Regions from separate parts of the Homo sapiens genome. Here region 2 is linked to region 1. Evidence: chromatin loops called from intact Hi-C (ENCODE). Cell type or tissue: PC-9. All regions are shown on one strand. Links, peaks and the distances in the headings refer to the core of each region. The heading gives the core; the rest is flanking DNA.

What was found. Hi-C counts contacts between places; a loop is a spot of excess contacts. Peaks named below come from ENCODE experiments on the same cell type or tissue, not always from the same donor. Only the 100,000 strongest peaks of a DNase experiment are listed, where the experiment ranks them.
Region 2: a loop joins it to region 1, with 14 times the contacts of the local background. A loop is called at or near these places in 2 of 110 quality-filtered maps.

The regions. Positions count from the first base shown.
Region 1 is chr13:110,433,441-110,449,836 of GRCh38, reverse strand. COL4A2 (collagen type IV alpha 2 chain) reads right to left here. Exons shown (of 48, transcript NM_001846.4): 12 at 15,395-15,436; 13 at 13,470-13,568; 14 at 11,800-11,835; 15 at 11,169-11,219; 16 at 10,004-10,048; 17 at 3,955-4,008; 18 at 2,973-3,039; 19 at 48-158. Among named protein-coding and RNA genes, the nearest start is that of COL4A2-AS2, 22 kb to the left of the region's middle. RefSeq lists enhancers at 683-1,882, 2,869-3,369, 3,370-3,870, 5,035-5,224, 5,295-5,344. In PC-9, for the core only: a CTCF peak has its summit at 5,281; DNase peaks (open chromatin) are centred at 1,406, 3,676, 5,376, 6,306 and 1 weaker place; H3K27ac peaks cover 1,387 bases.
Region 2 is chr13:110,334,319-110,350,714 of GRCh38, reverse strand. All of the region lies in intron 3 of COL4A2 (collagen type IV alpha 2 chain), which reads right to left. It overlaps MIR8073 (microRNA 8073), which reads right to left and starts at 9,757; the gene lies at 9,686-9,757. RefSeq lists enhancers at 2,807-3,665, 6,614-7,562, 7,563-8,512, 12,056-12,557 and a silencer at 9,584-9,653. In PC-9, for the core only: no CTCF peak of the experiment used is centred there; DNase peaks (open chromatin) are centred at 2,814, 2,974, 3,884 and 7,284; H3K4me3 peaks cover 385 bases; H3K27ac peaks cover 3,428 bases.

The sequences.
Region 1 (16,396 bases), core at 1,402-9,401:
TGCAGGTGCTTTGGGTCTCCGGTGTTGATATTATGAAGCCACATTACCTCCATCTCCGATGGAGAGGCCAGGGGGACCTGGGAGGCCCGGGTCTCCTGGCTCACCCTGGCTTCCTGGCTCCCCTTGGGCCCCTGGGAATCCCGGGTCACCTCTGGCACCTGGAAGGGAAACAAGTCCCACAGTAAGAACAAGACCGTGGTCTACGGATCGCAGCTGGCGTTCACTTTTTCATTGACTACATATTTACCAAATGCTCCATATGCTGTATGCGGCCTGATGAGGAGTTAAGATGATTAATACATGGGGTGGTCTCTCTTTTTAAGGGGCTCATTCTCCAGCAGGGGAACAGGATTAGTGAAAACCGGGTGAGGAAGTAGGTGAGTCCAAAGCTCGAATAAAGAAGGAACTAATGTGGTTGCCAATTCTGCTGGTGGCCTGGGAGCGAGGAGGCCTCACTTCCCTGCACCCCACTCTGCCCCTCAGCCCCAGCTTTAACCCTATTAGGCTCTTCTCATCCCTGTCTGCTGGATGCATAACAAAATTTGGCTTTTAAAAACTTTCACCCCTGAACAAACAAAGACAAAGTGGCATGGCTATGTTCCTTTGCTGTGTAAATAGCAACGCTTTACTGTAGAACACACTTTTTTCTAGACTATAATTGGGAAAGATGAGAAGAATGAGAAGAAAATAGGACTTTTTATCATGTAGGCATTAGGAATTTCTAGGAAAGCTTTCACTCTGCATGTCGTCTTACGAAGTTCCTTAAAATAAGGAGAGGGCTTTGCTGGGCGTCACACTGAAGTCCCACGTGCAAGGGACAGAAGGCCTGACTTCCGTGTATGGCGTCTCCTGCTCGGGCAGCTTCGTGCCGAGTGTGCAGGGGGCTGCGCTCCGCAGCCAGAGGCCCTGGGCCTGAACCTGGCTCCTCCACTTAAAGGCAACCCTGGGCAAGGAACTCAACGCCCTGCGCTTCCATCTCTCCCTCAGTAAAAGCAGCCAAGTCCATCTCCACCTCACAGGGTCACCCAGAGGGGTAAACACACTGAAAAGTACAACTAGGACAACTTGGAGCATCGCCTGGCACACAGTGTGACCTACACTCCTGTTAGCCATTGTTGATTCCATAAAAAGACACAAAATTGAAAGCCACAGACCTTCTCACTTGTTTGGAAGAATAGCAAGATTACTTTTATTTCTAGGTACCTTGGAATCATTTCTTTTAATACAAACCCCTCTATCCTTTTTGTCTTTTGACAAGTTCATGCAATGTTACCTTGAAAAAGATACATTTACTGCCTCTTTTCCCTGAGGGAATCTGCTGGTTAGTCAACCTTTGACTTTAAGAAACCCTGGAATGCAAGTCAGTCACATTCCAGCTCACCAATAACTCGGGAATGTTGTCCGGTAGAAAAGGCGGCAGGCAACCTCCGCATTTCTGAATCCGCTTGTGGGAAAAAGTGAATTTTGAAAGCACCCGCCTTTGCAGTGTGAATTCCAGGAATATAGTACGGTGAGAAGGGAGGGGTTGGTGAGAGTTGGGTTCTCAGTCAGCAACATTTTTAAAAAATGCAAAAGAAACATCGCCAGCATTAACTTAAAAATTATGTTCTTAAAATCTCAAACAGCATATTTCCTTTTTACCAAAATTATTAATAATGAGTCAAGTCAAAGTGGGCTCATGGCTCTTTTTAGTGGGTCTCAGGTTTGGTAGCCAGGTGTGCGCCATGGATGAGGCAGGAAATGCCAGCTTCGTAGTTACGGGCATCATGGAAGCTGAGCATGGATTTCAAAATATCCCCATTCACGGCTCCACGCCTCCCCAGACAGACATCTCAGGGGCTCCTGGAGGCACTGCCCATGGCCCTGTTCTGTCCTGCGTTTTGATCAGCATTGGATGAAGACATGCAAAGCCATTATTAAACTGACAGAGGGCTCGCTTCGAAGCAGGGAGGTGAATTCTTGACACCTAGGCTTAGAGGACAGGGAGACCAGGTGACCTGCTGAGTTCAAGAGGTAAACACCAGAGCGTCTGTATTTAAAAAACCCTACCCTTCACAATGCCTGTCTGATATGTTTCTGCACGTCGTCACTCAGTCAGGCGTTTGCTGAGCTCCAACTCTGTGCCTGTCCTGTTCCAGGCATTGGGAATACAGCAGTGAACAAGATGGGCTGAAATGTCTGTCCTCACAGAGCTGACTATAACATGGGCCAATGATCCGCAAAGATATATACGCACGATTATCAGGAGGAGGTTCTCGAAACATTTTTTTTTTAACCTAGAAGGATGCGCATTCTACAAGGTTCAGAGCCAAGTGCTCTAGTTGCAGGACTAGGATCAGATTTCCATATGATCTCGCCAATTTGGAAGCCGAGCCTTAATAACAAGATGAGCATTAGTGACGACATGCGCAAAGTCCTTCGTTTACACTCCAAGGTCAACTGTGACAGTGGGGAGTGGTTGTTATGTGTAAATATCTGGGAATTTAGTTGCCTTGAAGCCTGAAAGCATGTGACTGTTCACTGGTTATGAGTTATGATCAATTCCAGGTGTCGGGCTGGCAAGCAGAGGGCTTAAGAACCTTGGTGCATTTGGAGAAAAAATCCGAAGGCGGCTGGGGCTGCTGCCCTGGATATCTTCAGCGATAGTCCAGACGGCAGAACTAGAACTCTACAAGTTAAGCAGAAGTGAAAGAATTCCCCAACGGAGGGGATTTCTCACGTGTAGGTGGTGAGGACTGTCTCAGGCACAGGCAACATGAAGGTCTCCCTGTGACACATTTAAGCATGAGGGAAATTGTACATGAAGTTATGTTCTAAATTTCGTGGTTTATTTTTTATTTTTTTTATTATTATTATACTTTAAGTTTTAGGGTTGCTTAGAATATCTGTCTTGAAAGTTCATAGCTCTGTGTCCCTAACAGGAGAGAATGTGTATGCGATGCTGAACTATGCAGGTGAAATTGTTCACACACCTTTTGCTAGGGAAGGGTGAGGGGAGTAGGCAGGTAGTCCAGGGGGCCCTGGGTCTCCGGCTTCTCCCTAGAGAAAGAAAAGAGAAAAACAGGATGTGAGAATAGCCTTTTGGAGTTTTTGACAGTACACATATTTCCAAAGAAGAAACCCGAGCGTGGACCGTCAGGCTGGCAGAGCAGCTATTTCAACCAGTGGAACCACAGACAGTGCCTGGGGCAGCATCCCCATGCTAGGGTGGCAGAGCCTGGCATCCCAGCCACCAGCCACAGGTGCCCAAAGAGAACAAGACAGGCAGGGGCTCATCTCATTTTGAAATCCTTGTCGAATGCCAGGAGACTGTGCTTTCTGTAGTTCAGACTATTACATTTTGGGTAGTGATAGCCGAGCCGCCTGGCGAGGGTGGGCTGGGAGATGATGCGGCCGCAGGACCCCCGTGGAGCGCCATCTGTGTCGTAAGGCAGCATTTGTCATAAGGCAGCATCCCGCGCACCACCTTCACCTCTTTGAGCCTCACCCGGCTCAGAAGTCCTCTCCAGATGTGCCCCCACCCAGGTTCCCCACGGGTGCGTTCCCCTCTCAGCTAGACCAGCAGCACCCACCTGGTCTTCCACCTAATGGTCTCCCCTCCCTGCAAGCCCAGGAATTACTCACACAAGCCACATCCTCCCTTGGAAACCAGGGGCACCGCACCCTCTTGTTACTACAAGGCCTGCCTTCCCCAGGGCTGCTGGCTTCCTCTGTGCCTGAGCGCACCCCTACGTGGCCCTGAGTGGCAGGTGGCACCCTTCTCCCTGGCAGGGAGCACACGTGGCTCGTAGGTCACCATCCACCTCGTCTGTCCAGTGTCAGAGGCCGTGTATTTGGGGATCTTGTACTTTTTAGGGCAGGGGATGCCTCCACAGGACACCATCAAGAGGGGAGTAAGGCCAGCCAGGGTGGGCGAGACACCATAAGTGGCAAAGACATGAGAAACGGGCTCACCTTGGGTCCCCGGGGTCCATCAGGCCCTTGATAGCCATCCAGGCCTCGGCTTCCCTGCAAGAAAGATATTTGCTTTTAATTTTTGTCTCTGATGTATAACTCCAAAAAGGGACTGCAATGGCATTATTATATCTCACAAAATGAACAACAGTTTATTAAAGTCATGTATTAACCCAGTCTGTGCTCAATTTTCCCTGACTTGGGTCTCAAAAATGTCTTTTTAAGGTTGCTTTGCTAGAACCAGGAGCCAAAAAAGTCCAAATATAACACTTGGATGCTATGCCTCTGAATTCTCACTTAATTCACAATAGTCCCTTCTTCCTTTCTATGTTTTTAGTATCATTTTGTGGTTGTTGAAGACACTGGGTCATCTGTGCTGCAGATGTTCTTTGTGGTGGGCTGCAGTCAGTCTCACCCCCGTGGTGTTGTACAATCTGTTCTTCTAACCCCACGTTTCCTCCACGTGAGTCATTAGGGCTGGAGGCTGCCCTAGGTGCAGGTTCCCCTTTTCAGCAGGGATCATTTGCGGAGGATGCTGGGCACCTCTTCTCCTACAGAAGATATGAGTGTCGGGTTGCTTTTATGATTGATCGTGGGGTCAGGTGTTGACAACCTGAACCAACTGTTGAAACTCTCTCCCAGGGTAGGTTTTGAAAATCTTCATTTAGTACCAAAATAGACGCATTAAGGTTTCTTAAGTTAGAGTTTTTTCTCTTCATTAAAAAAAATCTCTGCTGGGTATGGTGGCTCATGCCTGTAATCCCAGCACTTCGGGAAGCCAAGGTGGGAGGATCACTTGAGCCCAGAAGTCTGAGACCAGCTTGGGAAACATAGTGAAACCCTGCCTCTACAAAAAATACATAATGTAACCGGGCATGGTGGCAGGCACCTGCAGTCCCAGCTACTTGGGAGGCTGAGGTGGGAGGATCGCTTGAACCCAGGAGTTTGAGGTTGCAGTGAGCTGTGATGGTACCACCATACTCCAGCCTGGGCAACACAGCAAGACCCTGTTTCAAAAATAGAAAACAACTATAACACTAAGTTTTGTTTTCTCATTCCCTTGAACATTTTTTGAAAGAAAAAGTTTATCATTGAGTCATATCATGAGGTATCTGGACAGAAGAGTAAAGCTCTCTAAAAATCTAGCAATGTATTCCCTCTTTTAAAGAACATGCATGGTTCAGCTCTCAAAATTCAGAATGCCAGATGCCACAGGTATAAGAAAGGTCCATTCTCTGATTACTTTCGAGGTTATCTTGACACCCAGGAGCAGGTGTGCTGAAAGTCATGTTGTTTAGACTGAATTGAGACGGGCTTCACTTTGTGTGTGTTGTTGTGGTCCTGTGGTTTGGACCCGGACTTTCTCTCACGCTAGGTGGAGCTGAAGACTCAAAAGTAAAGACAAACTTCTGTGATTTTAAAAATGAGGTCCTGTTTAGAGGCCACGTCATAAGCTAAGCTAGGAATCCTCAAGTACCTGGCATGACAGGAGCTGGCAGCTGGACACTCAGTGGGAGCTGTGAGCACAGCCACAGACTGGCCAGCTCAGAGGGTGCCCTGGAATTTGTCAAATCTGAGCTTCACTCTGGGCCACGAGCATCACACACCTATGCTGTGGCATCCTCAGCAAACAAAACAAGCACCCCAGACACCACGTGTTGCCATCTCTGCTGAAGGGTCCAAGACAGCATGGGCACTTTGAACCATCTGAAATGCACTGGGCATTATAGAAAACCCATTGGGGAAGGGGGACAACTTAAGAAGCACTCAGGATTCCTCTGAGGCAGCTGGAACCCCAAGAGCCAAAGCAATGAGCTAAAACTTTCCAGGGGAGTTCCCAGCGGCAGGTCAACAGGTCAACTGACTCGGGGGAGGCTGAGGGTTATGCACGACTTAAGGAGAAAATGCACCCTCAGGGTTCATCTGAGACCACTGGCAGTGAAACCCAGATAGGCGGGAACCCTAAGTCAAAATGACGATCAAAACTTTTTCCTCTCTGTTTCTCAGTGGCAAACACAACAGGGTCGGGGAGGCGCAGGGATGGCCAAGGAGGAATCACCCAGGCGCTCCCAGAGTCAGGCTGGCAACCACCCCGGGAAGGACCCAGTGGAGGCTCCGCCGGGCTCCCTGAGACCCCGCTTCCAGGCAAGGTCTGTACTCCTGCTAGCAAGCTCACCACAGAGCCCACCCTTAGGGAAAGCTGAGGTCAGGAGACTGACATGCAGATCACTATTTTAGAATGGATAACTGTGAAGGGCTTTGAAACTGCAACCTCCTTTCTCCCCGGCCCTCCCCCAAATCTAATAACTTATCACTCATTTGAATTCAGTGAGGTCATATATATGATTCATAGGAAGTTCTGATTATGCAATTTTAGAAGTACAAGGTTGATTTTATGTTTTTCAAGGGTGGAAATAACTGGAGTAAGGAAAGTCCTTGGGCAGAAGTCCTCAGGGACTAGCTGACACAAACAGATGAAAAGAATGTATGGCTAGGCTTTTTTAGGGAGATGCATGTTTCTAAAGCTTAAAAGCAGTCTGCTGTCTCTCGTGGTGTGAACTGGCCTGTTATCTTTCTGTTCTTCATTTGCCTGTTGTACCCTTTTCATTGCAGTGGCCGAGGGAGCACCTGTTAGGCTAAATAGAACGCATGTGCCTCTTGAAAGAGGCGCCTCTGCAAAGAAACCCTGCCAGCCTGCAAATGAGATGCGATTTAGTATAAAAGACTAAAGACAGTGAGAGTTCCATAAAAGAACTCAATCTGAGGTCATGTCTGCCACTTCAAGCTTTGCAGAGGAAACCTACACACAGCCACAGGGAACACTGAGGCTGCATCTGGTGAGTCCAAGTCATCGACACTGCAGCCTGTGCAAATGCAACATCCCTGAAGTCCTGGACAGTCCTCATAGAGGACAATGGTCCTATTGAGGGGGGACTTCCCACAACACGACGCGTGTTGGTGTGGCATGTATTCCTCAAAGGAGACTAGGTCTCAACGAACACTTTTTAAAATAACTCTGTGGAGTTATTTCAAAATTATAAAATAACTCTGTGGAGTTATTTCAAAATTATAAAATAACACTGTGGACAGCATTTGCTCAGTTACTAAAGATATGTTTCCCCTAGAAAGAGGAGACGAAACCATCTCTAATTTATCAGAAAATTGAATATAACCAAATTCATAAATGCTACGTCTCCATTCCTTTTTAGAAAAGGCTGGAACTAATAGAAGTTCTGACAATCTCAGTGGGGATGACAGGCAACCAATTCTGTGTTTATGTAGAGGAGGGCAAGTTCCTACCCAGGATATCTTTTCTTTTCTGGTTCCTCCCATTTTGATGCACTGTTTATGTCACCGAGCAGTTGCTCCTTGGAGGGGCTTTTGGTGTCTAGGGGGAGGTGTTGGGTGGGGAACAAATGAAAGTCATGGAGTGATGGCCACCTGGCCAGTGGGATGGCAGAGGGCGGACATAGCTGTGGTGCAGATCGGTGCTCACAAGCACGGCGGCTGCGTCATTTGTGTATGTCTGCCTATTTCCCATTTCTATAGTTGAGTAAACTGCCTCCCTGTAACCCACTTAACTGGAAATATCTGCATCTTCGCAAGTTGTTGCAACTGCAGAAAGTAAGCTGGGAAATGAAAGCCTGACGCCTCACCATCCTCACATCTGGGCCCCAGCCCTGGAGCTGCCAGGTGGCCACTGTTTACACAGCATCTTGTCTTTCATTAACTTTGGAGTTCCAGGGAGCAGCTCTGTGGAACTGCCCTTTTTTTTTTTTTTTTTTTTTTTTTTTTGAGACAGAGAGTCTCACTGTCTCTCCCAGGCTGGAGTGCAGTGGTGCGATCTTGGCTCACTGCAACCTCTGCCTCCCAGGTTCAAGCAATTCTCGTGCCTCAGCCTCCTGAGTAGCTGGAATTATAGGCATGAACCACACCCAGGTAATTTTTTTTTTTTTTGTATTTTTAGTAGAGACAGGGTTTCACCATGTTGGCCAGGTTGGTCTTGAACTCCTGACCTCTATGATCCACTCACCTTGGCCTCCCAAACTGCTGGGATTACAGGCACCTGGAAATGCACTTTTAAATACTACAAGTCCCTTGTGTTGAAGATGGAAAACTAAAGATAATTATAATTTTACCAGCACATGGTAGGAAATTAACAGCAGCACTTTAATCACATGGGGTAGGTGGAAACGGGTTACTTTTGAACGATAATGTCTGCTTTAGCCTCTGTCCCTTTACAATATTTGCTTTTCCTAAGCCATGAACTAGAATGTGGCCTCTGGGTGGGGTGCATTTGGATAGCTCTTGTTCTAGGTGTGCCGCCTTTGGGAGTACTCCGATCAGTAACTGATGTTATGAAAGGCTGGGTGTGATTACGGCAAAGCCTGGCATTGGCTCCCTGGGCTGAGTTTAGCATAAAATAACAGAAATGGGAACAGTATGATCATTGGAGGTTGCAGGAAGTCATCAAGATTGGTGTTAAGTTTGAATGGTCAAAAGCAGAATGCTGGGTCAAGACGGCCCGTGTCTAGAGCCAGTGGAGGTCAGAAAGCGAGTCTGGGAGGCAGGTCCATCTGTGGTCCTGGAACAAGCATGGCGGAACCCCCACCAGGCCTGCCGAGCTTCTGTACCAGCTAACTGAAGCCCATGGGCCTCCAGACGCCACACTACTCTCTGTGCAGCCCTGAGCAGGATTCAACGGAGTTGTGATTCTGAGGCTAGTGATTTTGATAAAACTCTATCTCTGTGCACCTACTAGGACTGAGTGATGGACATACTAGCCCATGGGCAGGCAGCCAAGCCCTGTGTACCACCGAGGTGACTGCATGTTTGCTGGAAATATGAAAACCACCTCGAGGGCGTAAGGAAATATGGCGCACCTATTGACTGCCATTCTCTGCAGCTTTAAAGAACGAGGCAGATGTGTACCTGCCGACTTGGAACATTCTCTAAGGGGCACTGGGCAGAGCAGCACAGACACATTTCTTTTGTTGCTCCGTTACATGCATGTGAAGCTACACGTCTTTGTGTGTATGTTGGCATGAGTGTGATGTGAGACCCAAGGGGCTGTCAGTGGTGGTGTCTGGGGAGCCTGCCGGGCCTGCCGTAGGAGGCGTGTGCTGTGTGCTGTGGGGTGGGACCCGCAGGCACAGTGAACAGTGAAAAGGCATCAACCACTGAACTATAACATTGTGTATGACCTAGAGTTCAGACGGTTCTAAATCTGACCTAGATTCATAATACATTTCTTTTTAAAAATTTTATCATTATTATTATTATTTTATGATGGAGTTTCACTCTTGTTGCCCAGGCTGGAGTGCAATGGCGCGATCTCGGCTCACTGTAGCCTCTGCCTCCCAGGTTCAAGTGATTCTCCTGCCTCAGCCTCCTGAGTAGCTGGGATTACAGGTACCCACACCATGCCTGGCAAATTTTGTATTTTTAGTAGAGACAGGGTTTCACCATGTTGGTCAGGCTGGCCTCATACTCCTGACCTCAGGTGATCCACCCTCCTCAGGCCTCCCAAAGTCCTGGGATTACAGGCATGAGCCACTGCACCTGGCCCATAATACATTTCTTACATAACATTTTTCTCCTAAAAAAAAGCCAAAAATCTGTCCACAGAACTCATGATAAAAATAATTGGGTTGTCATTAAACATAAATGAAGTGTCACAGTATGGGTCAATCTATAAAAAAATTTAGGTGGACCCTGGGTCACCAAGTCCAGGAGCTTCCTATGAGTGACAAGGACATGGAGGAGGGGTGTGAGGTTGGACGATATAGAAACCATGGCTGGTGGGGTCGAGTGACGGACACTTTGAAAGGGAGGAAGCAAAAGATAGTTTGCAAAAATGAGAGCCAAGGTAATGACCCGGTTCAAGTATTGTGAGGCAGGATTATCTTTGTGACTGCAAATACAAGAACCATTTTCAATGTTTTTTTCTGGAGACAATTTTCTTTCCTGAGATGCCAAGGCCTATTTATTTAACCTCTGTGGGATGTCGTGGGCCCAGAGCAGACTGCAGTTCATGCATCCAACTTACCTTCTGTCCTGGTGATCCTTTTTCACCACTCAAGCCAGGGTAACCCTGGAATGAACAAAAAACAGAAGCAAACAGCTCAGAATATGCAGTAGACATTTCCAGAGGGCTTGACTACGGCACCTGGCTGTGATCACAGCAAAATGCCGATGGACAGATTGAACAAGTCTCAGGTCCAGATTTTGAAGAATAGCAACAAATTGCCAAATTCAATACCAACTATTAATACAATTCTTTCCCCTTTACAAAGTTGTGGGGAGGTGGGGATGGGAAATAATGACTATGATAAAAAGGCTCGAAGAAAGCAGAATCCATCCTAATCTCAAAGCTGCTTCCCTGTGGAAGACGTCAGAGCCACCCCAAGACTCTCATTTCCTGAGGGAGACACATCATTTTAGCAATACTTTCATAACGTGCATCATTTCTACCACGTAAAGAAATACAGAGAAACTCACAAAGATAGTACAATGAAAAACTAAAAATGTAAAAAGGCTTGTACTCTAATGTTCTACTGTGTCTCTCTATTCTTATTTTTGGAGAATGTAAAATACGGTCTTTTGAGTGGTAGCAACTGCCAGATAGCCACCAAAATTCTGCTTTCTCTTCCTGGGCCCAGGGCTCTGACCACCCGTCCCAGCCCTCAGCTAGGTGTGGTCGTGGAGTGAGTGGGGTCAGTCCAGGCTGGGGCTCTGAAGGTGAGGTCTGTCTCCCAGGTGGCTGAATCACCGTGGACGGTGACCCCTTCCCGACCCTTACGACTAGGGACATTTTTGTTGGGCTCTTGGGACAGTCGGAAATCAATGTGTGTTTGAGATATTCTACATTTCTGGTTACTACAGACTAACTGAGCTGAACACACACAACCAGAAAGGTTTTGTGCGGTACTCGCGCCTCCTCCACGGGGAGGGCCGCGTCTGCACACCTGCTGCTGGGTGAAGACGGTGTGTCAAGATGGTTCACGGATTGTAGCCAGCGCAGCCCCCAGTGCTAGATGTTCGTGCTGGGGGGCTGCTGTGTGTGTGTGTGGGGGGGGGTGGGGAGTAATAACGGGAAATCTCTATACTTTCTGCTAAATTTTGCTGTGAATCTGAAACAGCTCTAAAAAGGAAAGCCTACTGAAAAAAACCAAACCAAACCGACAACTGCAGTTATAAAAGGCGTGGTTTACCCTCAGTCCAGGAAAGCCCATGATTCCTTCTTCTCCCTTCAAGGAAATGCCCTAGGAGAGAGCAGAGGGGGCGTAAGGAGCAACCCAGGGGCGGCCCCTCCAGCCAACAGGGCCCACGTGTCATCCTCTGCTCCAGGACTCTGTGTTCTCAGCCCCGATGGTGTCCAGACCGCCTGGCGATGCTCAACTCAGGCGCAGTGCAGGGCACGGTCCTAGGAGACCCGCCAGCCTTCCCGGGCTGTCACCCATCCAGGACTGCATGTGTCATGTCACGTGGTAAGCGACCGCGAGGGAGAGCTGGAGCTCTGAGGACAGGCAGTGACAGAGGGGACGGAGGGCAGAACCCGGTGGCGCCTGAGTGGAAGCCACGCCCCTCCGCCATCTCCATGCTCCCTTCCCAAACCTCAGAAGATGATTAGCCAGTGTTTATGATGCCAAGAGGAAGAAATTCTAGAACTGACTTCTTAAAATACAGTGTAAAAATGCATGCTAATACTGTTCTGCTATGGACAAGGGGATGAGAGACTGGCGGTGTGCGGGCCCCGAGCGCATGGTGCACCCCGTCATGCCTGGCAGAGCGCCGACAGCCCAGGAGCCACAGGGGAGGGGGCATGCTCATTACTCGACTTACTCTTATTCCTGGTTCCCCCTCACTGCCTTTTTCACCCTGTGAAGAATATGAAAAATAAGAAACGCTTATTAATTTGAGGATGGTAATGGGTAAAAATCAATCAGGGTTCATGACATGAGCTGAAAGTACTGAATCAATCCTCACACAATCATCATAAATTGATTACAACACATGACTCTTAAATTTTGCAGCTTCAAAATTCAAGAGAAAAGAGGTGTCATTTCTTCTAGATTTTCACAAGATAAATTAATTCCTGTATTCCTCTTGGTACAAGTGAAAGTCTGTCTTTCCTTCTCTCTGTTTTCCTTTATCCCCCACACCGTTCCAGGCAGATGTTTACATCCGTATGGTGGGAGAACGTGCCCAAGGAAAAGCCTTAATGAAAATACTCTTCGGAAGAAAACATTACTAGGAGGCCCTCTGAGAAAAAGATACACATGGAACATATTGAAACTTGAAGCAAAAGTGGCTGTTGAAAGCCATGTCAATATCATAGATCAAAAACATGATCTACGTTTTTCCCATTTCTCTTCGTCTAAAATGGTGAAAGAAACAGCAATTGGCGGGTCCTTTGTCCCCGTCATTTCTGAGGGTACCTTGGATTCCTGCAGGACACAACTGCCCCTGCGGGTTGGCCATTCCCAGCCCCGGATCCCACCCTGGCCTGGGTTGTAGAAAAGGTGGGAAACTTGACTCGGAAGATTGAGCACCTCCACGTGGATCAAACCTGCTCTGGGCTCCAGTCCAGAAGCTGGACAGAGGCCCTCCCTGCCGTCTCCCAGGACATTTTTGTCAACGGTCACTCATAACTCGAGCCTCAGCCACCTGGGTTGATTTCCCCCACAAGGCAGTGGTCCTGCCTGCCAAATCCGCCCCAGGATGCAGGACCCAGGACACAGGACCCAAGCCCCACCCTGCTCAAGAGTTGGGAACCAGATTCTATTTGGAAAGTTAAGATCTCCCCGTTTGGGGTTTCTATTTTAGTTCCCAGATATTCTGCGTGCCCGACATGGTACTGAGTGTTTCACAGTCGCCTGCAACCTCCTCGTCAGCTCCAGGAGGTCAGTGTCGCCATCCCCATTTGACAGGGGGAACAGGAAGCCCTAGAAAGGCTGTGGGACCTCCGAGTGGGTGGGTGGCACAGCAGCCTCCAAACGTAGAGAGAGTGGACGCGGCAATTCCTATTTCAGACTAAGAGCATGATTTCAATTAAGCAAAATGTTAATTGAATGATTCAGAAACTGTCAAAAACTGACTTTGAACCTCCAAAAAGGTGCTTCATGTCAGCAAAGAAGTAGGTTTTATTTTGCTGAACACATTTTGCTAGACAGTTCCATGATTCTGGCTTTGAATTACGGTATGACCATTAGCCTCCACCTACACTGAATGTAAGGATAGATATAAGTTTTTTTTTAAATGAATTCTCTTGTTGCTTCAGATTCATCAGAATTGAGATGATGGACTGACGACGGGATCGCACTGTGAATCTAGTAACCGTCTGGAAGAGTTGAAAACATTCTGGGAGGACCCGGTTATGTTTTCATGGGTAATGTGCCAAGTTGGTGGTGAGGCTTTTTCTACTTGGAATGTGGTTGAATACAATTGAAGAAATGTACTTTTACTCTCCTTTTTTTATTTCAACTATGAAAAGAGTCAATTTTGCTCTTTACCTTGTACTGATCTGGGTGGAAGGTGACTCCTGTGGGCGCGATGATGGGGTGGAGGGTGTCTGATGGAATCCCGTTGGGTCCCGGCTGCCCTACGTCACCCTGCATATTGTTAAGCAAAAGCAGTTGTCTTTAAATCGAAAGGAAACTACAAAACTCGAATACAAATACAACCTGGCCAAAATACTGCAGTTTTAATGTTTGCATATTACTTACCATATGTATACCTATTTACAGTATAATAACCACAAAATAGAGTAATCCTAATGTAAGTTTTTTATATCCTCCTTTCATTAGCAATCATTTAGAATTTATGCATAAAAGCCATGTAGGTTGTTTACAATTCTGGACTGCATTTGTTTCTGTGGGGTTGTTTCCTTACAATGAATTTCTATATATGGGAATTATTAGGTATGAGGGCTGAATGTCTTTATGGTTTTTGACAGGTATTACTCTACTGGTTGCCAAGATGGGCACCGAGATAAACGAAATGCTGAAGAAATGAAAGACTACTTCCCCAGCTAAAGATGTTTTTATATAATAAAAAAAATCTTAAGTAACTATAATATCCCAAGATTGCTTTAATTTGCATTTTTATCATTAGCAGAAAACACTTTTTGATGTGGTGCACAGATGGTGAAACCGATCTATCTAGAACATTACTGGACCGTTATCCTTGCATAATATTCTGGGTTTACCTCCCAGAAACTGATTGACACAAAAGAACATCATTGTCTTTTCCTTTCTTTCCACATTAAACTGTATCATACAAGTCTGAGCCCAGATATCACATAACACGGACAGCAGTAAATGGAGATGATGGGTCAGCTGCAGAAAGTGATACTCCATAGTGTACGCTGAGTGTCCACTAATAGAATATCTTAAAATACCCAAACTGTTTGTTCTCCTCCCTTGTACCTGTTGGGCCCCTGATGTTTTTTATTCATTATTTGCATAAGTCCTTTGTAGACTGTAGACTCTAACTTCATCTCCATTATATCTAACGGGACTATTCTCTTCTCCCACCAATGATTTCTTCCCAGATTTTTCTTGTTTTTATTATTTTGTTATATTTCATTGTATGGGGCTATAAATTTTTATGTGTTTGGATCTTCAATGTTTTTCTTTCTTTTTTTTCCCAGAAGCCCACTGCTTGCTAATTGTCCTTTTTTGACTTCTTCTATGGCATTAATGTAAAGAAGGAAGAGTTTCTTCTTCACACATGAGCAGGACTTGATTCAACTTACTGTGCTGTTCCATCAAAAAGCAGAAGGGAAAACAAAATAGAAATGTTCCAATCATGAGGCCAAGGGTCAGGTCTACTTTACAGTGGGCTCATGGCTTTTGTGGTGAACGCAATGGGACTGTGTTGGTGAGGTTTTGCTTGCGGGGTGTGGCGCTGCGTTAAGCCTGTCATGCACGTGATCTCACACGTTCCTCTCAAAGGCCATGAGGTCTTTGGATCTTAGCACTCTAAGGAAGGAGAAAAGCCACATGGTCCTTACGGCTGCCTTTGTGCCCTACCAGGGCTGGTCCCTGAGATCCCCTGGTCCCTGAGATGGCTCCATGTCAGCCTCTGGCTGTAGTCTCAGTCCCCTCCATCACCTCTGGGCTCCACACAGGAGAAGATGCACTCAGTGACATGTCCTCACCTCCACCTTCTGAAGATGAGCTGAGCTTATGTCTCTGTGTCAGAGTCTCGGCTAGCCTAGATGGTCTATGTTTACCGTCTTGTTGATGCAGAATTATCACTGGTATGTAGGTGACAACCTAGCACTTTGCAATGATTATTTCCCTATGCAAATGGTCTGTCTGCAGATCAACTCAAGGTAAAAGTTTTACAGCACAGAACTTAGTAATTAAAATGATTTATTTCCTGGCTGAGAAATGCTGCATGCCTCTGCTGGAATTGACCAGGCTTCCTTTACCTTTTCACCCTTAACTCCGTAGAAACCAAGTCCTCTGTTGCCCTGAAAAGATAAATAATTTCTGTAAGTTTTAAAAAGCCAATAATCAGAGAGAAATAAAATTATTTTTCTTAGAAAAAGAAACCCAAGGCCTATTTATCGGCAACTTTACTGAGCAACTATATTTGCATAATATTCTTGCTTTGCATTGTAGAAACTAATTGACAGTTTGTCATGTCAGTTGACCAAGGCCTCAGAGTGAATGAGTGGGAGCTGAGATTGGACCCCAGGTGGTGCTGGCCCTCGATCGTGAGTATATGGTCTCTGCAGACTGTAGTCTAAGAGCATGTCCCTGGGTTCTGGCCCCTGCAGATGGAAGAAGCAGCCCCATTTCACTCCCTGGACTCTGCATTTGAAGATCATGATTCGTCTTTTCTTCTGGCTCAGTCTTCTCTCATTTTGGCAAAATAATCCTCATTTCATATAAACTTTACCTATCTTTTTAATAATCTTTGGAAATTTAAAATCAATCAGAATGTAATGATTTTACGTGATTCTCTGGGCTTTATCCAAACTTTTTGTCTTCCTTTTTTACCTAAGAAGCAAAGCTAGGCCCAGTATCATAGTAAGGATTTAATAATTTCACGAACGTAGTAGCCACGTGTGGGAGGACTGACAACGCTGACCTCTAAGATTCGTGCATAGAAAAAGCAAGATGACAAATTTGTGCACATCACGGGCACTGTCCTCTTCTACTCCCAACAGCTTTGCTTCTTTCCCAGGGTTTCTGTGTGTTCCCACAGTGACAGCGGGGTCACATAAGCCCTATCTGATCTCTCTTTCTCTGCAGTCTACCGTCCGCCCCCTCCAATGTCCAGATATTTTCTGAAAATAAAAACAAAGCCTTCAATGAATTTTTGCCTTTTGCTTCTTCCCCACCTGGTGGGGAGCTGAAATCAAAGCACAGAAACGCGGCCAGGCTGGATTAGAATGCAATTTGTGTGAGTCCCCCACAGTCCCTCT
Region 2 (16,396 bases), core at 2,706-10,705, 100 kb after region 1:
GTTAGCACACCGAGGTTTGCAAAGCCCTACACTAGGTGGTCGGATGGGCATTGTGAAAACAGGCTTTGTTTAGAGATAGTGAGAAAGCTGGAAACCACTGAACCATCACCCTGGGTGCAACAGAAGGTAGGAGTTATTACAGGTTCAGCATGTTCCATGACTCAGTGGGTGCCTGGCATGTCTGTCCTAGAAAAGTGATGGCCCTTGGACCTTGCTTTGACCTCTGTGACCTGTGCTGCATCTGGGGCGGCTCTGAGCCCTAAGGACTCAGTGGCTGAGCCTCTAATCCCTCCAAGTGCTAAAAAAAATTGTAGTTCTCTCTTTTAATTTTTTTAAAATTCAAAATATCCTTCTAGAGCTCTTCTTTTTCCTGTTCTGAAACTGGTAGCCAGCATTGCTGTGCCAATTCAAAACTGTAGGAATTGGAAATGTTTAGGAGCCAGTTGGCAGTGTATGTAAAGGCATAAGATGTGTTTTCCAGAAACCTTAGATTACATTCTACTCAATTGGAATGCAACAGACATTTTTTCCAGGTGCAGAACGGGAATCTTTGAGTGAGGGATTTCTTGGTTGACTTCATATATGGAAATTCTTTTCCTTGGAGTCTTATTTAAATCTTGGCATCATTACATTTAGAAAGATGTGGAAATTGGGCTGGGTGTGGTGGCTCACGCCTGTAAGCCTAGCACTTTGGGAGGCCTAGGCGGTGGATCACTTGAAGTTAGGAGTTCAAGACCAGCCTGGCCAACATGGTGAAACCCTGTCTCTACTAAGAATGTAAAAATTAGCTGGACATGGTGGCTCACGCTTGTAATACCAACTACTCACGAGGTTGAGACACAAGAATCACTTCAACCCGAGAAGTGGAGGTTTTAGTGAGCCACGACTGTGCTACTGCACTCCAGCCTGGGTGACGGAGTGAGACTGTGTCTCAATAAAAAAAAAAAAGAAGATATGAAAATCCATCTGTTTGCATGGATAGATTTACCATAGACATCAAATCACTCCAGATGCACAATCTAGATTCCTTGGTGAGTCTTTTACCTCTGGAAGAATAAAAGTCATGGAACCCTTTAAGGAAAACCAGGTTCTAGTTTCTTGAACCAGGCTCCTATCAGGATCAAATGCAGAATTTCTTGCTTGGAGTCACTAGCTGCCTGGCTGCCAGCAGAGACTCTGTCATTTATCAATGGGATACAGTGGAGTTGGAGCAGAGATCAAGAGTGGCAGCTGCAGGATTAAGAGGACATCCGGTCCTCCTGGTTGCTGCCCTGGCTCTTCTGTGAGTGACCCAATGACAGTGAGAAGAGAGTATCGTGTTGCCTTCACTAGGATCCTGTGCCACCAGGCAGAGGGAGAGTCCCTCCTTTGCCACCGGGGAAAAGGGTGTCCTCCTTGGTAGATGTCTGAGGAATCGCCCATCTCAAAACGTGGAGAAAACTGCCCAATGTCACTTCTCTCCATGGCAGATTGGTCCTTATATTTAGGACACTAAAAAAATAGGTTTAAATGACAACCTGAATGCCAGGAAACAAAACACATAAACAATTTAAACTCTTTGAGACTACTATTTCTCTACTACCACTGCAAATTGTCAACATATAGCAAGGGAACAAACCATGGAAATGCACCCAGCCCTCTTCAGACATGAGTATCATTTAAAGTGGATGCCATGTAGACGAATGAAAAAAAATGCTGGTCATTGTTCTCAACTTGCACATAGAAAATGAGCAGTAATCGAGTTATATGAATCGCAAGAACAAAACTCATCTGTCCCAAAACAAAGAATATTTTGTCCTCTACATGTTCCAAGAAACTTCTTGTCCAAGGAAGTCTTTTTAAGCCAATTTACCTCCAGCCAACAAGAGCCATCCTCTGAAGGGAATTTACAGATAGCTGACGATTGGATTGTGCCTAGCATCTAACCCAAATTCCCTCCACAGAGGAATACTGAAAAACCTACGCCAAGTGACAAACAAGATCAACATTACCTATTGTTAAAAAGTTATCATCCTTTTGAAAGCTAAAAAGTTATCTTTTCAAGGCAAAAAAAAAAAATCTATACAATTCTTTGTCTTTGACACAAGTCCAGTCAAGCTGGACTTTTAGAATTACTATTTTAATCAAAAAAGAGGCCAAAAGAGAAGAAAGCCAACTCGGGAACAAGGTTCTCAGTAAAGTTCTATTAGTTTATCAAAACAGGAAATATAAGCCATTTCCGCACATGCAGCTTTAGAAATTAAGGAAATAATTCCAACATGGTATTAGCAGGGCAAGGTATATGGAAGAGGAAGTGCAGGTCACAGTTGTACCACCCAGCACAAATCCTTCTTCTATATGCCGGGCAGCAAAGCCAGCCAATTCAGCTTCCTTTGTTTAACAGTACTTCAAGGGCATCCTAAATAAATGTGTTCACTCTACAGAATGGTCTTGAACTAGTCACCAGCTCAAGATGGTGAAATGCCTGAAGGACAGGGGCGCTCCCCCACGTACAATGAATAAGCCCCATGGGCTTTTCTGGAATGCCAGTGAGTGCCAGCAGTTATGACTGCGTCGATGCCTGTCCTCATGGAACTGAGAGACTCAGAGAAGGAGGGAGGAGCTCAGGCTGTGTATTTGGAACAGGAGAACCAGAAAGAAATGACAGTAGTTCAACGAGTTGGGCTAGACACTCTTTAGGAAGACAGACGTCCTTCCTGTCTGGAAGCAATCCTTTACGGTCTCCCAGACGAATACCTGAGGAATGGGATCATTCCCCATCCTGGTTCAACACGGCGGCAAGACATAACCAGGAGGCATGACGTTCGGTGCCCTCCCCTGAGTCATCGGCAACAAGCCCCGTGTTTTCATATCTGCACACCTTTACATTTTAACGAGCAATGACCGGCCAAGTGGGCCACCTTCCATTTCTCCTCAGGCAGCTCAATGTCTGGGTGTTTTCCACACACAGTGTGCTATTGGCAGGGCCACCTCTGACAGCCGTACTTTAGTGCTGGAGCTTGGGTCCTGACGGGCAGGACTGGCTCCAGAAAAAATTCAGGAATTTGACTGCCAGGGCATGCAGTGTGTGGTGGGCCAAAGGCCAGGGCCAGAACACATCCCAGTGACATTAGTCATCCTGAGACATTTAAAGCAGGCTGAATGACAGTGGAGGGATGGCAGGCAGGGCCCCAGGTAGGAACTGCTGAGAACCCAGGATGCTGAAGAGCAGGTGTGAGGGGCCAACTGGGAACATGAATGATGTAGCAAAGGGCAAGAGTTCAGGCAGAGAAGTGACTGGTCCTTTGAAGCCACAGCATCTTCTGCACAAAGGGAGGATGATGGCACCCTTGCACAGGGCTGCTGTGAGGGTTTGGTGATGTAACTCAGCCCCCCGAGCCTTCCCAGCTAAAGGGTCTCCAATGCCTGGCTCCCCGGCCTAGAGCTCCTGACACATGAATGAGAGGTGAAGCCCAGCCAACATAGTCTAAGCCAACGCTGCCTTGGAAATGCCTTGTCCTGGGCTAGAGATGATCTCAGAGCATGGGTGGGCCTGGTTTCAGGTGAGGACAGGTAGGCCATCTGGCTGAGTGAGGAAAGGGGGCTTGGCATTTCCTGACACACATCCTCTGCCCTGGCCACTTCTTCACAGTTCACACTCAGTGCCTTTCTAGAGGCGAAAAGCAGGCTGAGATGCGCCCTCTCACCAGCGAGGAAGGCAGGTGTGCACACGGGCCCGGCATGCGGAGGCGTGGACCCAGGTGTTCGCACTTGGCAGTGAGCCACGATAAGCGCAGGGGATGAGGCTCTGTCCAGAGCCAGTCTTCCCCGTTCTTTCATGGCCTCCCCTTAGTCAACAGAGCACCCTGGCCTTCACCCCGGGAGGAGCTGAGCCCTCATTTGTTGGGTGGTTTTATTAGGTGCTGGGTGGAGACTCACATGTGCCTCATCTTGAGTCATCTGGTCTAGAAGCCTGGAACCTACACAGCAAACACCCAGGGTGTAGACATGGGTGTGGGGCCGTCGTCAGCCGTCAGGCAGGCAGGACAGCGACCAAAGGGGCCGGGTTGAGCTGGGCAGCACAGGTGACAAGCAGCCTTCACAGTGGGCATACAGCAGAGCACTGGAGCCACAGAACAGGGCACTGAAATGCAGGCAATTTCCATCTCGGAGCACTGGAGGGTGCCCCGTCGAAATATGAGTTGCCTGCATTTGAAGGTTTCCTTGCCTGTCTTCGAATGTCTTGGTCACTAGAGTTCTGGGGCCCCTGCTTCTCTCACTCAAAGTTACTTCCTGAAATCTGTTCCATCACTCCTGCCATAGACACTGCTCCTTATATTGTCTATGGTGACCACGGGATCAACGGCTAAGACCGCTGAAGATTTTCATTGCAATTTAGATATATTTATTAACCCATGGCTAAATTCTCCTTTGAATCAGGTCTTACTCACTTGATTTCAAAAGTTAATCTTAAATGACTTTCTGTCTGGGATTCCCAAGGCTTTGAGTTACGCAGGAAACAACGCCCCAAAAGCCTCAAACAAGAAAGAGTTCTCTTTCTTTTCAAGTATTTTGATACTGTTCCTTCAGTACCCCAGGAAAGCTCCTCATTTCCAAATTCACCTCTCACTGGCCTTCATTGCTGGCTCCTGGCCCCCAGGTTGTGAGGGTGATAGAGGCAGCCCAGGATCCTGGCTGGGGTTGCCCAGATACATCAGCAGCGCCCCGGAGCTGGGTGTGGGCAGGATCCCAAAGCCCATCTTCTTGATGTCATCATGAAGTGGACACACAGCTGGCACTATTCTGAGAACTAACACGCACCCCAGCTACCTTGCAGAAGGTGGTCCCCCTGTGCACAGGTACACATGCCCAGGCACAGATGAGATGGAACAAGATGAGAGCCTGGGTGTTGCTATCTGACTCACGTGACTTCTGTCCCACACAGCAGCTGGGGGTGTGTCAGTGGACCAATTGCCAGAAACCACCTTCCCTTGCCCCCTGTCCTTCTCCACCCCTAATATAGATGGCCACCCTTCATGTTTTTGTAAATCACTAATGGCTGTCTAGGTCGGTACTTAGCTAGGTGGGTGCTTCTGGTATTAACCCTTTAGTTGAGAGCCCATATCAGGTTAAAAAGAACGGGTGAGGACGAGATGTGCATCAATGTGAGTCTGACTTTCTTCTTTCCCAGGTGAGTGGCTGGTGTGTTTGAGGAGGCCTCGACTGTACCCATAGGGAAGGTGAGGGTGTGAAGCCAGCATCTGCTGTCCTCTGATTCCTGCACCCCACTGCTTCCCAGGAACAGCAGGCTTCGCTTCTCCTGAGACCCGCCGACTGGGGTTCTGCTCCCCTGCATCCACTGTTCCCTCCACTTTCAAAGTCTCTTTTTCTTTCAACTACAGCGGAATGCTTAATCACTTATTTTACATGCTGAGGGAATGTGAGGATTTTCAATGCATTGAGTATGAACACCTCTGAAGTTCCATCCTCGCAAAGAACTTGCGTTTGTACACACTGTTCCTTCAGCTTGGAATGTCCTCCATACCCTCACCTTCCTTGTCAGTGTAGTCAAGACCAACTCAAACACACCAGCCACTCACCTTGGGAAGAAGAAAGTCAAATCACATTGATTCACATCTAGTCCCCACTCATTCTTTTTAAGAACAGGCTTTTCTGCTGTAACACAGTATATGACTGTTTCTGAAAAATTCTCACACTCTGCAAAACCACACAGCAAACCACCGAGGTCCATGGGAAAAACAGAGCTGGGGCAGACCACTCAATACCGATGCAACTTTGTAACTAGGGCCTTAATAAAATTGGTAGCAATCCTAATACAAATAATAGCACAGTTTAATGGACATGTTAACTTCTCAAGTAAAGAAATATTGCAGTAAATAAAACAGTTTATCTTGAAGAAAAGTGATGGCATAGTTTCATAGAAGGGGGTGTAAGGAAGTGCTGAGACTGCTACACTGCAGAGAGCAAGGACAGGATGACCAAAGATTGGGAAGAGCTGTGGAGAAAGCATTTCTAAGGAGAGTATGTGGCCTGAGCGAGGCAAGAGAGAGAATACTGCGGCCCTGGGGTCTCGTATAGAGTTCCATTCCTTGACAGTTTGCTGTGCTGATGTGTATTCTTCTACTTACCCTCAGCTATCCTGTTACTCAGTGGTACAAACACCATGCTGGGAAAAATGTCACGCATGAACTAACATGACTTCCATCTCATACTGACATCATTCTCTTCTGTTCCAATTACCTATCAGCAAGTATGAGTTAGAGGAGATGTGCTGTAACAAACAGCCTACTTCAATATTCTCTCATTGGCTACTCATTTAAACCTCAATGTTGTCGTCAAATAACTAATAAGAAAATTGGCTGCATAAAAGACCATCTTTTATGAAGGCTATTTGTCATGTCATCCTTTTAATAGCCTGAGGGATTTTGTTCTGTCTCCGTGTTGAGAAGAACAAGTTACAAGGAGCTTTTAACTCTTGTTCAAGAGGCCATCAATGTAATCATAGTTAGAAGTGAGTTTTCAGACTCATAGGTACACATGCAGTGAAGAGTTTCACATGTTACATTTAGAATAAATACCCTTACATATTTATGAGCTATGTTGTTTTTCTTCTGTTTCGTTAGGGAGAGAGTTCACCGAGACATCATCTAATATAAGCATTACCTCACACATTATCTACACTAAATTTTAATTATTTATACGGCATGCCAGTTCTTGGTATTCTTTGGCAATGAATGAAAATGTGTATGTGGTTAGTATTGGCATATAGGTCTAAGGTAAATATTTAGCCCTGTTGGTAATAAACAAAGTGGGTCCATCTCTTGAAGCTATTTATTCCAGAGAAGTACCTTCAGTTTAAGAGTTCTGTTCAAAACCTGCCCTCTGTGCTAAATTTGGGAGAAAAAAATCTGAAAAGCATGGAATGAAAGAGATCCAGGAATCCTTTTTCAGAATACAATAAGATTTCTGTTCTGGTTGGTGAAGACTGGTCTAGGCAAGGAAGGTCCCCGTTTGCATTGGCACACAGCAGCGCTGCGCTGCCCGGGCAGGCTCAGCCTCAGGTGCCTGCAGCTTTATCTTTGCAAACTTGACCATCAAAGTCCCAGGGGCTTTGGGGCCATGGACAACACCACACCCATGCGACAGCCACTTTACCTACCTGCTGGCCTGGCTTCTGGGTTAGAATTTCTGAATTTCTGCCCCGCCCTTTCTCCTGGAGGTACGCTGCCAAGTGAATCACGCCTGGCAGCTTTCAGACGGCGTGTACCTATGCCTTCCCACATCAGCAGGGATCGAGGATGCCTTTGCTGTGAACTCACACTCGGTAGTTTTTTCTCTGCCTGGAAGAAGGTCTGTGCATAAAATCTGCTCTAAGTCACAGCAGACGCCTACTCCTGGGGCCAGCAGAGGAGAGCACCCACTGGGTACGGACAGGCGCAGGCAGCACTCCGTTATTTGGGAGTGGATTATCTACCTGGATATTTCAACAGTGGATTTTCAATCCCACTCCTCTCTGCCCCTCACTAGGTTGTTGGGATTTTAATTCTTGTGTTCGATGGACAATCAGAGACCACACACACAGTCACTGCAGTATGAAGTTGCAAAGATTGCATGTTCCCTGGACTAGGTTAGACCAAGTTTTGGACGCTAACCTCTGTCGATAAGGCTAATTTGGAATTAGCATGCACACATTTTTAGGTTTGAGCACGATTTTTAGAGTCTCCTGAGTGTGAAATTTTAGGAGCCAGCTCTACCCTGCTCTCCTATACCAGTGCATGAAGACAGTTGATTTTTCTAGTCTTTTTACGCTTAATCTGGAGTGTTTGCAAGAAGATGGGTTCTTCCTGGGCTCCAGAGTGCTATGATGCTGTCTTGTGCCTTTGCCCTGCCCTAAGCTTCCAGTCGGGTGTGCGGGTCTCCAGTGCTGCAGATTTGGTTTGCTCTGAATGGCACTGTGTTTGGGAGAAACTTGATTTGCTTTGGACCAAGGGTGCCCGGGCTCCAGGCCATGTTTCGTGGGGGCGGTCTTGTGAGGAATGCTCATCCCACATGCCCTGCAGGGTCCTCATTTAAAAAATGGGTAGAACCTACTGTTCCTGCCTCCTGGGGTTGCCGTTAGGATGAAAGGAGATTAACCCACGGGAAGAGGTGAGGATAGTGCCCGGCTCCCGGCAGGAAGTACCCAGCATCCATGGTCCATGTTCTTAACCTGCATTTTATCATCTTCCCCTAGTGGGGGAAGATGCTGGTGTATTTCCATCTCACGATACAGACCTGGGGAACAGCAGGTGTCAACACTGTTATTGTTCAAGGAGATTGCTCTTTATGGAGACACTTGCATGCTTTAGGATTTTCACTGAGTAAGCATGCATATAATGCTGACTCTATATGGCTTCCAGAATTCACCTTAAAAGGGTCTTACTTGATTTAATGTTAAGTTCTAGGTACCATCAATTTCTCTGAAGTAAGATTTCAAAAGGAAAAAATTTAGTAAGCTAATTCATCTCTAATAAGTCAAATTCTTAGCTTTCTTTATTCTATCTCTCTCTTTCTTTTAAAAAATTCAATGAGTAGCTGGCTTAGGCACAATTTAAATGGCTCATCTATGCCGAATCTTGTACCCGAGGTCAACCAATGAGCCAGGGTCACTTGGGATCCAGGCCAAGATCCCCATTCTCTGTTCGTCACTATGAGCCTAAGATAAAAATTCGTGAGTCCTGTCTAAGCAACAAGGCTTGTAGTCCTCCTATGTATCAAAAGTGCTCTTATCATATTACAAACAACTAACATGCTGAGATTATAAACATCCACAAACGCGGACTTCCTCCAGTATTCTATGTGATGTCATCTGGCCCTTCTTTCATATCCGCTTTTATTATGCTCCTGTCCTTTCAAAACAGACTGTGTGCCACAGTACAACAAAAGCCAGGAAACGTCGGCCCTCTGGCAGCGAGACAGAGCTGGAAACAAGGAGAAACTGATAAAGCAGAAACACCTCCAGATGGAGAAGTAAAGAATCAATCCTGACACAGCAACTCAGCCTGGCGTCTTTAAAGCCGGTATCCCCTTACGCACACCTAAGGAAGGCTCCTGCTCTGCTCCTCTCAAAGTGGAGTTGTTACTGAGTTGTTTTCATCAGTGCAGGTGGACATTCCCCAGAAAACGTCCTCTAGCAAACACTTCTGAGAGTCTGCTAAGTGCTAAGATCTAAAAGCCAATAGGCAGGCCCCTTGTCCTTGGGAGAAGACAAGCCAGTGGCAGAAATCAACAGCCCTGAACAGTAAATCCTTAACAACACCTAATCAGCCACAAACTATGTACACCCAACCTAAGGCTCGTGAGTGAGTCCCACAGCCACCCTTAGTCACTGCTCCATAGGGGCTGGACGGCCAGCAGCTGGGATTTCTGGCTATGGGTGGGAACATGACAGAAAGCAGGGAACACAGAGCTTTGTGCAGGGCGGTGTTGGTCTGACACTCTACTGGGGAGAAGCCCGTCGTCCCGATGACGCCACGCGCTTGGATGTGTTTTAAAATGGGGTTCTGATGCGAAGGCAGCGCTGGCCACCGACCTGCTCAGTGAACACCGGAAGTGGCGGGCGGGCTTCTTTCCCTTCTCTGTCGTGATTCAGTGCTTCCTGTCACCCCCAGCACACCCCTCCCCACCCCTGGGGAAGCCACTGCCAGGAACCAGCTCCCTGACATACCATAAACAGTCAAACACTGACGACGCTCCCTGCTGCCAGGTCACTGAAATCTTTTCCCTTAATAGACAATACTCCTCCTCCTGTTGGGAGCAATCCACAGACGCCGGAACACGAGTCAGAAAGGAACAGAGTCCTCTGAAGTCCCCAGAATCGCATGGCTGAAAACGCCCCGAGAGTACCCAAGGGTCACACTCACACATGCAGAGCCTGAAGCAAGCGAGAAGCTGGGGTTTGCTCTCGGGGAACTTAACAGCCAAGGACATAGAGTGAGCTCGAGACCCTAAAGACTCTCTGTCCCTGTGCAGTTCTTTGTGCTTCGTAATGTCTTCATGAGCTACAGGACTGCTCTCCTTTCTTCCGCAGCTGCCCCAAAAGACTGGATCTTTCTGCCCCTGGGCTAGGAGAAGTACCCTTCAGAAGATGCTGCCAAAGGAACTCCCCAAGGTGGGGAGGGGATGAACCTTAAACATTTTCTTTCTACACTTCCACTCTTCTCAAGTCTTCTCATCCTCTTCCTTTATCTCTTTTTGTTCTTTTACATCTTTAGAATGAAGTCTTTGGAAAGGTGGATTTGCTGTATTTGTAGTCAGCTTACATGAGGACCATGGCCATATCTGTGGCTAGAGTAAATTGTCCTTGGCTGGGCGCGGTGGCTCACGAGGTCAGGACGTCAACACCAGCCTGGCCAAGATGGTGAAACCGCATCTCTACTAAAAATACAAAAATTAGCCGGGTGTGGTGGCGTGCACCTATAATCTCAGCTACCAGGGAGGCTGAGGCAGGGAACTGCTTGAACCCAGGAGGCGGAGGCTGCAGTGAGCTGAGATCAGGCACTCCAACCTGGGCAACAGAACAAGACTACATCTGAAAAAAAAAATTGTCCTCTTAGACTGGACTCTGCAGGGGCACCAGGTGCCCATTGGGTGAGAGGTTCTCAGGCTCTGTGAACCAGGAGGCCCATTTATTATCCACTCTACCTGTCACCCACCCTCAAGGATTCAAGCCATTCTGGCAATGTCATAAACCGCCAGGATGAACCTTCTTCCTTCCAATCAGTGTAAACAGTGTTACTGTTCTATACTGGGTTAGTTACAGGATACATTATGAGTTTATACAGCTTCATGGAGTGCCATTGTTCCATTTCTGGAATGCTTCTGAAGTGCCACAGACTGTCATTATTTGGATGGTCCAGGTTAGCAACTCCTCGGCACCGAGCACCTCTATTTTGACTCCTTCTTTGATTTTTTCCTCCCACCAAGTTTACTGAGCATCTATTATGGTCCCAGGTATTGTGCTAAGACTGAGGATACCAGGTTCAAAGATCAGATTTCCAGAACTGGAAAAGATGAGCAAGATGATTAATTCTGGGAGATCCCAGTCTTTTATTAATGAAGACCTACTTTTGACTCTGTTTTTGTTTTTTTTCCCCTATATCTGAGGCTTGTAGAGAAAGGGGCTGTGCTGCTGGAGGCTGAGGCTGACATGCACTCCCTCTGGCTCAGTCCTCACAATTGGGTCGGAGGCAGTAAACTCGTTTGAGACTGACCGGCCAGGCTTCCAAGGTCAGGGAAGCCCCTGCTCCCACGACATTCTTCCCACGAAAACTGGGTGCTACAGAGATTTTAGGGAACTTCCCTAAGATGAAGCCCCAAATATGCAAGCACCAGTGATTCCCTCCATCCAGGAATCTCATCACGATGCTATTGTGATAACATGCTGCCCCTCCCACACCTACTGTCCATCAGAATTCAGTCCTCTTTTCTCTAAACGAAGGCTTTCTGCACAAAAGGTAAAAGAAATCCAACTGTTTGGCCCATTTAAAATCAAGTCACTGAAGTTTCTCTGAGCTCAATCACACTCTTCATCTCTGAGGTTCATCTCTGTTCTTACCACATGATAACGTGAAAAAATAGTTTCTTAAAGAGCTGGCCCCATCATCTCCAGAAATGATGTTAGGGAAGGTCCGTGGAAGGCACAGGCCTGCAGTACTGAAGGCAGAGGCATAACTGCCAACCACAAGTCACTGATTACAATCCAAGAGCACCATTTTCTTCCTTTTATGGGGCATACGACTCTTCCAAACATTGTCCTGCAGATACTTAAGAAAACAAAACAAAGCCCCAAACAAAAACCCGAGCTCCTTACTCCACAAGCGTTGTGACCTCCCGGCTCAGGGCAGCAGCCAGTCGTTCTTGGCTGTGGGAGAGAACCTGGGAGGGCGGCGAAGAGCAGCCAGACATTTTTTCAGCTTGCGTCTTCAGGGGACAGAAACAAGGCATTCTTTCCTTCTGCAAATCCAGGCTAGCAGCTCAGGAAAACAATCACTCCTTTTCCCAGCTGCAGAGATGGCTGGATTGCCTTGGCTGCCTTGCACGTTTCTCCCCTAATCTTCCAGATAAACCATCCCTGGGGTCCCAGGTTTAGCTTCTCGGCAGAGGCCCGTTGTTTTCAGTGAGTGCTAACTGGGAAGGCCCAGGCCAGCTCCCTCCTGCTCTAGTAGAATTATCTGGGTTTAACGGGCTCCCTAGAGCCTCAGTGCTCTTCAGGGGGAGCATTTTACCCCCACCCCCCCCCACACACAACATTTTCTGTGTCTTTTCTCCTAGTTTTAATAGTTGGCCACATGGCTCAGTAACTGTGCCTCTCTCCTCTCTCTCTCTTTCTCTCTCTCTCTCCCTCACTGTTTTCCATTGCATTTTTGCTCTTTTTTGCCAGCTAATGGTAGAAGCTCACCATTGGAGCCTTCATATGCAGTAACTGCTCAGCCTTAACAGACTATTCCCTTCTCTCTTAAATTGATGAAAGACACTTTTTCTCTAATTATTAGAAACAACTAGTGAAATATTTATAGAATATAATAAAATGCACATGAAACAGACTCAACAAGGGATCACGGAAAGATCTAATTTAAAAATCAGCTTAGGATCCAAGTGAGCAATACGCAGTTCCTATCACGGTGGCATAAATGGTTCCTTTGGAGAGTTTTGTGTGATTCCAGAATACTGTTAATCCACACCCCTGGCCTCATTAACCTACAAAGCAACAAGAAAAGGAACTTCAAGCCCTTGGCATCATGCTGTTTACTTTCAATGCATGTTCATTTAGTGAATATATGCTCACTGCATATATTTTAGTGAGTACATATATCTTCACAAGTATCAATGCTCTCTCTATTTTTAACAGTTAAAAAGTGCTTTTCCCAAAGCTGTCCTGAAAAATGTCTTGGGGACACAGACACACACAGCAGAACCTGCTGCAGGGACTTCCCTGGGACAGGCAGACTTCAGATTCTTAGAGCCTCCAGCACTGTGTCAGAGGGCTGCTTGCGGTCAGATGTGGAGCAGGACCTTTTGGATAGCAAGGGTGTGGCTAAGGGGGAACATCAGCCTAAGCCTTCAAAAGCCCCCAGTCTGGACACCATGGGCCATGCTTTGTGAATCCCAAGGCAACCCTCTCTGAGCCTGCCACCAGTACATCCGCCCTCTGACGCTGGTCCAATCTCACTTCCACTGCCCATCAGGAGCTTCCTGCCCATGCTGCTCTGGCTCGAGCCTGGCAACAGCTTCCAGCCTTGGCAGATGCCGCTGGAACGCTTGCTGGGACCATCACTCTGGACTCCACTGCCCATCAGCTGTTGAGCCCTCACTGGCACTTATTAGTTAGGAAAGCCCATTTTAAATCTTACGTTTATGATTCCAAACAGCAGGGTACAGTGTCCTTCACACGAGCCCAGTGGTTTCCAAACTTGGCTGTGATCAGCATCATGCCGGGTGCTTCTAAAACTTCCGGCGCCCATGCCCCATTCCAGAACCGCGGAATCAGAGCGCCAGGACTGCAACTGTCACTGGCCTACAGGCTTACGGATTGAATGCAGTGAGCATATATTATACGTCCTACGTGTACAAAACAGCATCAGCATCCATAGATAAACGCAGTCTGTTTTCCTCATTTCCCCTCATTTCTCCTTGGAACTTTGAAAACTGCATTGCTAACCAGTGCAGTACCCAGAGCAACATTTGGGAACTTCTGATGTAACCTGTATAGGAACTGGTGTGAGTGTCCCGTGAAGGAGCACAGAGGCAACCCAGGCCACGTGGGAATGGATGTTGTCCAGAGGATGCCAGCCCCAGGCTGAATGTGGTGACTCTTCCCATGAACTGCTTCAGAGGGAGCAGAGGAAGAACTGCCTTTGCTGGAGGCTTCCCAGAAGCTGATCAACGAAAGCTTCAGGAATAAGGCCCTGGGGTCAAGGCTCTGTATATAATATGTTCAAACATCCTCGGGAAGGAAGCTCCCAGATGAGCTGCTTGCAGATGAGATGCCACCCCCTGAGGTCCATGTCCTGCCTCCTATATTCCCCAAGCAAAACCCCTGATGCAGATAAAAAGGGACCCCCTTTCCCCAGGAAAGGGAACAACAGTATGTTTAACTCTTTCCTCCACAACATAGTCCTTTACAGATGAAATGAGGCCTACTAGGCCAGGTCGTCGTAAGGATCAGAAAGAAAGCCCAGCCCTGGGCAGCGCGCAGGAGCCCTCCTCCAGCGGCCGCTATTGTTATCCCACCTCCCAGGCCTCTTCTAAGATGCATTTTGTTTTATGGAGCCTATAAAAACCTACTTGTCCAACTTCATTTTGATATTCGCTTCCCATTTTTTTGAATTCATCTATTTTCATGAATAGCACCATTATACTCAACTTTCCGAGTGCAGCGCCATTATGATTCCCTGCGTGTTCATGAAAGATCAGTTATGCTTGAGACAATCAGACAAATTATCAAAGAGAGCCATCAGAATATTTTCCAGGAAAAGAGGAAATGGCCTACTCTCAATTCTCTACTTCAATGTATTAGAGCAGTGGAGAAAATAGTTCAAAATAGCCGAGACTAAAAAAGTTAAAAATCAAAAAACTCCAAGAAGATACATAGAGGCAAATTTTTGCAGTCTTCATTTTCACATATGTCAGCTCTGGGGGGAAAGGTGGGTTAGAAGTAATGAAGTGGCCATCCACAGGAGACTGGATGAGTCTACATTGCCAACAGAAGCCCACGAGAGTCTTCTTTTTGCAAAGCACACTACAGGGGAGCAGACTTCCAGGATCTTGTGGAAACTTTGAACAGTGTGTGCCACAACTATCTGTTTCCCACCCTTGTTTCAAAAACGTGGTGTGAGGATAGTGAAATAGTATATGTGAAGTAGTTTAAACTCCATAGAAGAAAGGCATCTAGTAATTTTGGATCCCAGAATTTTATCTTCTTCAGTTTGAGAGTAAAATGTCACCACCTTGGAGATGGGTGGCCAAGCCTTGTCATGTGATGGGTTTGGATCAGCCAGAGTGGACATCAGGGACAAGAAACTGGAGCTCAGTCACCACTTTGGGCACCAAGGGAGCTGTATTAGTCCATTTTCATGCTGCTGATAAAGACATAAGTGAGACTGGATAATTTATAAAGAAAAAGGGGTTTAAAGGACTCACAGTTCCATGTGGCTGGGGAGGCCTCACAATCATGGCAGAAGGCAAAAGGCACGTCTTACATGGTGGCAGACAAGAGAGAGTGATAACCAAGCAAAAGGGGTTTCCCCTTATTAAACCATCAGATCTCATGAGACTTACTCTACCGCAAGAATAGTATGGGGGAAACCGCCCTCATGATTCAGTTACCTCCCACTGGGTCCCTTTCAAAACATGTGGGAATTATGGGAGCTACAATTCAAGATGAGATTTGAGTGGGGACAGAGCCAAACCACAGCAGGAGCCATGGCTGAAGCATTACAAAGAGAACTCAGGAGTCGCCTGTGTTGGAGACACGGTTGCAGGCAGTGGAGGAGGTCAGCAGACTCCCAACCACAGGATCAATGAACAGGATCCATGAATGTCTGCACCTGAGCCCAGAGGGCCAAGGAGAAGCCCAGGGATGAGAAGTGTGACACAGGCTGGGGGCTCGGCCTCTGCAGAGGGAAGATGCCCAGGGATCAGGGCAGCAGCACAGGTGAGGGACAGAGAGATAGTTGAGGTCACCTGGAGCTGGGCCCCCAGCTCTTTATCTTCCTCCTCCCTGGACTGAAGACGGGCTGCGTGGATCTGACTGTGCTGAATCAGACCGAGGGCTGAAGCAGGCCTGCTCCGGGAGAACGTTCAGCATTTTCCCTGGTCTTTTCTCTTGCACTTCTTTCTACATAACTCGGATTATACTTTCTATACAATTTTGCATCTTTACTTTGTCTTCACATTAAGCATTTCTCCATATTCCTAAATGCTCTGCATAAACAAAGCATTGTTATATACTGGCTGCATAACATTTGTTCTTGGGGAATGGAATTTTCTTGACCTGTCTCACAATATCCTGCATGGAGGCTTTTCCAAGTTTCTTAGACTATAAATCCACACTGTAAGGAGCAAATATGTTCAGCTCATAAACATCTTGAATGAGTGTGCCATGACCACGACAGGTATGAAGGAAATGGAATGTGTTTCTACTTGGGAAGGGAAGCCGCTTCCAAGTGCGAAACCTGGATTTTAGTAGAAATGAGCATGAACACTCTTTCTGGAATGCGGCCATGGGTCTGCTCCCCAGGCAGACGGCTGCTCTGTGGTCTCATCTAAGGGAAGCCTCTGGAACAGAATCCTTAGGGCATCGTGCAGGCACTTCCAACATGCAGATGGTGGTGGTGCTCACAACAGGTTAGATGCG